2 separate regions of the Mus musculus genome follow, and region 1 is linked to region 2. The links are chromatin loops, found by intact Hi-C in ENCODE. Cell type or tissue: left cerebral cortex. All regions are shown on one strand. Each heading gives the region's core, and the rest is flanking DNA. Links, peaks and the distances in the headings are about the cores only.

What was found. Peaks named below come from ENCODE experiments on the same cell type or tissue, not always from the same donor. Only the 100,000 strongest peaks of a DNase experiment are listed, where the experiment ranks them.
Region 1: it touches region 2 in a loop (2.0-fold over the local background); 1 of 42 quality-filtered maps calls a loop at or near these places.

The regions. Positions count from the first base shown.
Region 1 is chr7:139,348,263-139,352,658 of GRCm38, reverse strand. No RefSeq gene overlaps it. Among named protein-coding and RNA genes, the nearest start is that of Gm32571, 10 kb to the left of the region's middle. In left cerebral cortex, for the core only: no CTCF peak of the experiment used is centred there; a DNase peak (open chromatin) is centred at 1,815; H3K27ac peaks cover 218 bases.
Region 2 is chr7:139,413,815-139,418,210 of GRCm38, reverse strand. The region is part of intron 1 of Inpp5a (inositol polyphosphate-5-phosphatase A); the gene reads right to left. Among named protein-coding and RNA genes, the nearest start is that of Gm46004, 27 kb to the right of the region's middle. In left cerebral cortex, for the core only: no CTCF peak of the experiment used is centred there; DNase peaks (open chromatin) are centred at 1,394 and 2,449; H3K27ac peaks cover 276 bases.

The sequences.
Region 1 (4,396 bases), core at 185-4,184, 66 kb after region 2:
TTTGACCCCATGATGGTCTGTACTGATAATTGAACTCTCATTAGAGACTTGATTTTATGGATAGCCCAGTAAGAAAGAAGAACTGGCAAGTTCTGGGTCAGCCATAGAGGAGCTAAGATAGGCTAGAAATAGCCATGGTTGTCTCAGCTCCATGAAATATGGTGATAGTTTTTGAACGCTATCCAAACATGTGAGGCTTGCCATGACAGACGGGCACTGTGATTGATGGGGCAAGTACATAAATCTTACCTGTCCTGCTGTGATTGCCAGGTAGACTGAATGACCATTCTGCCTGTCAATGATGGATGTGAGTAAGTCCTCATCTGAGTGGACACTGGCACAGCCCTCTTGTAAGCATTCCCATGCAAGCAAGCATCATGTAAGACTACCATCAAGGGCCTCACCCAGGTCAGTGTTGAGTATGGGTGCTCTTGGACGGTAGCAGGAGCTCACACTTCACAAACACTGATGTGCAGAACTGGGCTTGGTACAACCAAGCCCATTGAAAGGAAGAATGAGTATCTGAAATAATAGCTATTCCAGAGTTTTAGTGAAGGTAGCCGGTATTAGTGGGAAAATACCCTCTCAGAAGTCACAAGGAGTGAAAAATCTCAGCCCTGGTGTGGCCTATCTCTTATGACTTAGTGACCACGGAGGTCCCTGAAACTCTTCATATAATGCAGGTTATTGCCACTTATGTGGTTACACGTCATAGCTGGATGGTAAATCCATATTACCGAGGATATCGTGAGCTTTGTAGAACATGTAGAGATTGTGCTGTAGATGATCTTGAAGCCCCCTTGCTACTTGCTGCTGTTCACAGTGCTGGAGGGTGCCATGCAGGCTTCTGGGGGAAAGTTGTTATCAGTGGTCCTTCTTGGCTATGGACACCCCATCCCCCACCTCTCCCTCAACCCTCAGTAATGCTCTCCAGATACTAGATAAGATGTGTCTGCTGGTGCAACTGTAGCATGACTACTATGAGTGTAACCAAATGCTTTCCAATTTTATGTAAAGCTGATTCTACAGAGGGAAGCTCATGTTTGGTATTGTGAACGAGGACCAAAACCTATAGCTGGGGATGTCATATGGCTTAATGAGGAAGCTAGTACTGTTGTTTTAAATGATATGAAGTACCTGTCAGCTCGTCTTCTACACATTTGAGATTGTTGTTGCTGTTAGCCTTGGTCAAAGAAGTTTCTTTCTTGCAGTGAGCAATGGTTACTAAGGAGATTGCTAGTCATTGAAACTACCGAGAATAAATCATTATTGCCAGGTCATGGCAGCCTAGTGCTCACCTCTAAATAGGATAAAATAGTCATACATTTGTCCCATCCCTCCAAGGCTCAGGAAACATTGTGAATGAGGAGATCAGAAGAATTTAAGAGCGGGTAGAAGGGGTAGAGAGCTGCGTATCTCTTTTCTCCAGGTTGAATATGATCATTGACATTTTGAATCAGAACAATTGTGACCACTCACGTAAGACACTCACAAGAGTGACTTCCGTAAAATTTCTCTTGTGATGGGAGGAAAAGACTCACCAGGCCATCTCTAAGGACGTATGAGCAGTTAACACTTTCTGGGAAAGGGAGACTCTTTGATGATGTACCTGTAAGCAAGTTGTTCCTGTTTCTGTAAATAACCCTTTACCCTGCAAATATACCCCGATTTAACCCACTGATTCACCAAGTGGACTGTGAAGGCATTATTGGTCTAAGGTTTCTGTTGCTCTTTTATCTGGAATGAATAAAAATAGATTTCCAAGGAAAAGTGGCATACCACGTGGGAGGTGCTTGGCTCTCTCGAGGTTCATTCTGAAGTGTCACCAATGTGCAGACAGATGTGTGTGGGTGCATTTGCTCATGGACATACAGAGGGAAGTGGGTGACTCACTGTGTGGTGAAACCAGAACTTTGGCCTATGGAATAGGAGTTGCTGGCCTGTTTCCTCTGGACTGAGATAATGCACTTTAGGTGGAGACTTGGGGGGTACACACTAATAGATCTGCTGCTCTGCCCTACTCAGGGGCAGGGCTCTTTGTCATACTCCTACCACTAGCCCATCTTGCAGAGAATAGTCTTTAATGTCCTCAAGCCTCTTAGAGCAGTCCTGGACAGGTCTCCAGCTTCATAAAAATCTCCAACATAGCTCTAGGTTGGGCCTGCTGGGGCCCTATCGGTCTTCCAGAGGTTGAGGGTGAGAATATTTTCCCCTTTCTAGGAGTCTGGGCTGTCTGAGTCTAGAACTTAGTATGGCCTGTTCCTTCCTCCTCTGATCCTTCTCATGGCCATGGCTGAAGACAAAGCCATAGACCAAAGCAACCATTCCAGAAAATCAGAACCCAGCCCTCTCTGCTAGTCCAAGTGGAGACCAAAGGCTAGAAAGAATGGGTGGATGCCCTTCTTGTGCTCAGAGGGAAGTCACTCTGTAGCTAAACATGAAGCAGTCCTGCAGCCTATACCACCTCACCCCACAAGCAAATAAGGATGGGTATATGTACCCACCCATCATTAGCCTGCCCACCTGCTGCATCTGGGAGGCTCCTGGAAAGGGTCACTTACAACAAAAGCTTCGGGGGCATTGACTCTTAAGTAACTGCTCCTATCAAGTCCAAGTGTGAGGTCAAGAGCCTCCAAAAAGAACAAAGAGACCCCCATGCACCGAAGGATGTGCCCCACTTGAGACAAGGGAGAGGCTGAGAACTTGGGTAGGACTTGTAGATGTACCCAGATACCCCCAAAGTCAGTCACATCCTTTCTGGGCTTGTAAGGGGCACTGAGTTGATATCCAAGTATCCAAGTGGTTATAAGTGGAGAAGGCTTTTAGGTAGGAATTTGTGGTTACAACAAACAAGAATGCATGTTTCTCCTAAGTTTTGGTGTCTGTGGCTCTATGCAGCACCTTCCTGTTCTCAAACACAAAAAAATAGGGACCAATGAGATAGCCCAGCTGGTAAGGGCACCAAGTTTGACAACCTGAATTTGACCCCTGGAGTCTACATGGTAGAAGGAGAGAATCAATTCTCGCAAGTTGTCCTCTGACCACATGTGTATTGTTGGCAAACATGTGTATACACACAAACACACACAGTAAATACATAAATGGAATTTTTAAATGACTAACTGTTTCAACATGATCAGTAAATTTCAGTGACTCAGTTCCATACCAACTATCTTTTCAGCCACAATATAATTAGTCTGAAGTAAACACAAGATTTTGCAGATAATTCTAATGAAAACAAGCTTTATAAATCACCATTTATTTGGAAAATAAAACAGACAGTTCTAAATGACACACAAATTAAGGAATAGTGCAAAATAAACATTAGAAACACTTAGAGAATATATTGCAAATTGGGCGTTTTTGCTTACACTTGCAATCTCAGCACTCAGAAGGGTGAAGCAGAAAGATTATCATGAATTTAAAACCATCCCTAGACACATAGTGAGACCTTGTCTCAACCAATAAGCAAGCATGCAAACACAAGGAAAAGGCAACTAAGCTGAAATTCAAGTATCATTGCCATCTTAAATGTTGAGAGATGAGACCTTGAATAATGATCAAGGGAATCAGAGTGATGGCTCAGTTCTTAAGAGCATTTGCTGCTCTTGCAGAGGACCTGGCTTTGGTTTTTATGACATATAATGGACCCACAACCATCTGTAACTCCAGTTCCAGGGGAACTGACATTCTCTTCTAATGTCCTTGGACAACAGGCATGTGTTAGGTCTCAAGATGAAAAAGACTTGGATAATGGAAATGGCTGGATTATGTAGGGAAGGACAGCCCAAGCCCTGGGCTGGGGGGTTAGGGTAGGGAACAGGGTGGCAGGTCATACCCTGTAACAGGTAGGAGCTGAAGAGAGCTGGGAGAACCTGGTAGCCAGGTCTGCTTTGATATGTTAAGTAGGCAATGCTAGCCCACTGTTCCTGGCTTGAGACCTAACATCATGCATGCGGTGCCCATACACATAGGCAAAACAACTCATACACACAAAAATAAATAAATAAGCTGGGCGTGGTGGCGCACGCCTTTAATCCCAGCACGCGGGAGGCAGAGGCAGGCGGATTTCTGAGTTCAAGGCCAGCCTGGTCTACAGAGTGAGTTCCAGGACAGCCAGGGCTACACAGAGAAACCCTGTCTCAAAAAAACGAAATAAACAAACAAACAAGCAAATCAATCTTTAAAAGCAATAACAACAACAGCAGCATCAACAACAATAATAATAATGCCCTAGTGATTAAAAATGAGGGTCCTACTTTCAAGAGTAATTAATGAGGGGTCAGGTTTGTTTTCCCTGGAGTGGGGTCCTGATAGGAGACTTGGTCCAACTCTGTGTTTCTTGCCACTTTGCCATGTCAGGACACACCTGGGTGCCCTTGCCAAATGCCAGCAG
Region 2 (4,396 bases), core at 109-4,108:
CTGGGGCAAGACATCTAGCACCCAGCACCATTGCTGGACTAATAACCCACACTAAATCCAAAATTAAATGAGATCCTAGATAGCTGGCCACCAGGACCCAGTTTGGAATGGTAGGGGTACAGAGGGGACAACTGTTCTACCAGGAGATGTATGATAGGCAAACCCAGCACAGAGCCTGTACCAAAGCCATACAAGCAGGCTGAGACATAGGCACCCAAAGGAGAGCAACCTCAGCTCCATATAGTACGTATCTCTTCAGGCCTGTCATTGCCCCCAGCTGAGGACAGAGACAAGAGAACTGCACAATGTACAAGCTGCACTTCTGACCCATAGGTAGGGCCACAGCATCTTTCCCACCAAGATGGGGCAAAACACCTACCCAAAGCCTGTGACTGGTTGTGCAAGCCAGTTCAATGCCATCAAGTCAGAGGTATACTCAGCACCTGAACTCAAGCACCAGGGACACGGCCTCCCTATCTGTCTCCCTCAGCCAGAGCTCCTGAACTATAGACGATGTATAACACTAGAGTCCAGGCTAAGAAGCCTGAGGGACATAAAGGACACTGGTGCTTGTAGAGTCACCTACCCAATGGGGCCTATTATATGTGAGTCAGGAACAATGGTGGACAGAGGTTTTGTTGGCTGCTCCTCACAGTGCCAGCCTTCTACAAGGCTTCATGAAAAGTGTCTAGAGAAAACTGCTCTGCCAAGGGGCTTCTGCACCATGGGTGGTGACAAAAACTCAATTTTTTAGTTTTTATTTTTCCCCTAGAGAACTAGCCCATTTAAAGAGCTCAACATCGGGGACTGAAGAGATGGCTCAGCGGTTAAGAGCACCGACTGCTCTTCCAAAGGTCCCGAGTTCAAATCCCAGCAACCACATGGTGGCTCACAACCATTCGTAACAAGATCTGATGCCCTCTTCTGATGTGTCTGAAGATAGCTCCAGTGTACTTACATATAAGAAATAAATCTTTAAAAAAAAAAAAAAAAACTTAAGAAAAAAAAAAAAAAAGAGCTCAACATGAAGCTGGCTGCACCATTGAGCAATGGATGCTACCAGGTTGCTAGAAGAGCAGCCAGCAGTGTCTCTCAGGATCACCAAGAGACACACTCAACTCCACAGATCTCTGTACAGGCCATAGCATAACACTCTTTCATATGACTGAAGCTATCCCAGTCCCACCTCACAAAGAGACCAACCCAGAGCCAAGCAGAGCTGCCAGACCAAAACCTATGCATGCTGAAAAAGCCATCTCATCTGTGAACAGTGCACGGGATCCAGTGCCTCCTGCTGTCTGGCTACTAAAGGCTTCCAGCCCACTGGCCTCCCACCATTGCCTATCTGGCTTCTGAGCACATGTGTAGGTAGGCATGAATGCATGCATGCCCACATACTCCAAGAAGGTACCCAAAATGAAAACAACCTTCCAATGACACATATACAACCTGGAAACTACCCTAGAAACTGCCAGCCAGCAGACCGCAGAACCCACAAAGAAAAGAGTAAAGTTTCTCCAGCTTGGCTCCTCTGGAAGCCCAGAAACACTCCCAACATCCTTTACACTACCGTTTGTGCTATTCACAGACATCCTGTTTTGAAGTGAGGACAGTTTTCCACCCTGTCTTAAGGAATGCTGCACAGACAGACATTCACATTTCCAAGGCCACTGGGCACACCAGGGGTCAGGACTGCAGCCTTCGTAACCCAATATGGATACCAGCCCTCCCTCCCCCTTAGAGCACTCACCCATCTCTTCAGGAGCCACTGAAAGATAACAGAAGCAGGTGACTGCTATTGAAGAGAAGCCAGGCCTTCCCCAGAAGAACCAAGCCACTGTCATCCATAAAATAAAGCCATATAATGGGAGTCCACAGAAAGGCTATGAACCAAAGCCAGATAGATATCAAGAGAAGGAGCCATGGTGCCTCCTCTGTGCCCAGAGCTCCACCTGCAACCAACACTCCACTGCAAGACTATGCCATCCCTGTACCACCATCCTGCAGCCCTACCTCCTGCCCAGGAGCACCCCTGGATGTCTAAGAGAATGGAAAATTCAAGCCAGTCTGCTCCATATGTCCCTATCTTCTTAGACTCAGCCAGTGGCAACTGTCCCCTTTTAGCAGCTTCTACCAAAAAGCACAACACCCTCTCCATACAAGTCCCTCACCTGACTGAATCACACCTCTAGAGCTCATGCTGAGACTCTGGCCCCCAGTGTGGCTACATATGGGGACAGGGCAGAACAGGAAGCTAATTAAGATCAAAGGGGCCTTAGAGTGTATGCCCAGCTGTCCTTCTAAGCAGAACAGGAGCCAGCAGAGAGCTCTCTCTCTCTAAGTGTGCAGTGAGGCCAGGTGGGAGCACAATGGGAAGCCAGCCAGCAGCAATGCAAGCAGAAAGTAGCTGTGCTGGGCCCTTCATCTCTGTCTTGTATGCTCCTGGGCTATTGGAAGTCCTGCTGTGGGACATGACTCACAGCTAAGCTGCTATGCCTACCCTCTCCTCAACTCTCATAGAGCTTGCCCACACACTCCATAATCATGGCCCCAGATGAGTCACTGTCCCTTCCTGCCTCCCTCTCCATCTCTACTATGGCCCCTCCAGTGACAACTGTCCATCTCATAGCCACATCTGTCCTCTTGAAGCCTGGGTAACAACCTGTTCCCAAAAGTTGTCTAGACCCACTGAAAGCCAACCTGCCTCCCCCAATATGGCCCCAGCTTCTCCCTACAAAACAGAATGGCATGCTAACCTAGGTATCCTGAGTCTGCTATGCACAGGCTCTGCTCAGACTCACTACTTGAATGGCCCACTGCAGGGAAGCACCTCTTAAGCTGGGGTTCACAATGACTGGAGGTGACTACTCTCCTCAAACATGCTGGAATCTGAGAAACTGAAGACAGTACCCACACTTCCACCTGGTCCTTGAATCTGGTTCTACATAGTTCCTCATTCTCCTCCATGACCCACCATAATATTCTGAGGGTCTAAGAGTGAAAGTAAGAGCCAACATATGGCTCAGTAGGAAAGCTCCTGCCCATCATGCAAAAGCCTTGGGTTCGAGGCCCAGTACTGTCTTGAACTTTAATTGCTAATTAAAGCAATAACAGGGAACCAAACTCACTTACTGACAAATGCTCCCACTTAGGGGGTACCAACAACCACACCCAGTTGTCCCTTCAGAAGATTGAGAGGGCTGCCCAGTGAGTGAAGGCTGCGTCATATCCTGATTCCGAATACCTACTCTTCCCTACCGCATGCCCTACCACCAGGCATATCCATCCTGCCCTGTCTTTCTCAGAGCAAAGAGCACTTCCTGAAGATCCCAATTCCTATCTGCCCCTAAAAAGATCAGAGCTAGGCTGCACCCCCTTCTCCTGTAGCCCCTTACTCTAACCCTGCTAAAACTAGACCTCACAGAACAGAGGCGAGTGTGCACGTCACGGCCGCAGCTTGTTCTTCAGCTCAGTAACGGATAAGTCATAGCTTGTTGGATGGTAAAACCGTGCCAGGAAGCGCGTAAGATAGAGCAGGTTGAGATCCGGAGATTCTGTGGGCACACACCTGAGACTTATTCCCAGCTCCCTACCACATGCCACATTCCTCACATAAAAGGAACGTGTACTGTGGTCACGTAGGCCCAAAACAGAGTTCTCCATGCTAATGAGGTACCTGGAGGCCTGGAGGGCTTAGCCAATAAGCTTTCCTTCCCAGACATTCCTCCCTGCAAAAGGTAGTTAATCTCAGGTTCACCCTGAGAAGTGGGTATGATACATTATGCATTCATTTTCCACCATGAACAACCAATAAACTATTTAGAACCACGGCCTGTTTCTTTCATCAAGATCCACCGTAGGGAGCCATGGAGAAGGCATTCGACTACAGAGCCACTGCTTAAGTCTCCCATAGAAGACCTCTCTGTGTTCCCAGCCACAGCTGCCACCAAGCCCGCCTCCTGCAAACAAGGACAAGCTGGAGCTCCCCTTCCCTCCCGGCCCTGGGCTAGACGCTGCCCCCAGCCTGTGGCCCCTGACTCCATTCTTGGCTCTTCTGAGACTCCCAGTGGCACCTGGATGTCTAAGAGTCTGAGAACCCCATGGCCCCAGCCTCGTCGCAGGCCCAGGGACCCCTGAACCAGCTCTAGCTTTCCCACATCTCAGACTCCCCGAAGCAGTGTATCAGCGCTTCCGGAAGAGCCCAGCACCTGCCCCAGAGACAGCGCTGAGATGAGCACAGACAAACTCCCCATGTCCCACCTCCCCAAGAGGCTGTGCCCAGCAGTGGAGCAGACTCGGACCCATAATGGCTATGTGATAAGTAGTAATCACAAACGTGAAGGGATGCACGAGATTCAGGCCCACACCACCTCCTTGACATCCCACCTCATCAACG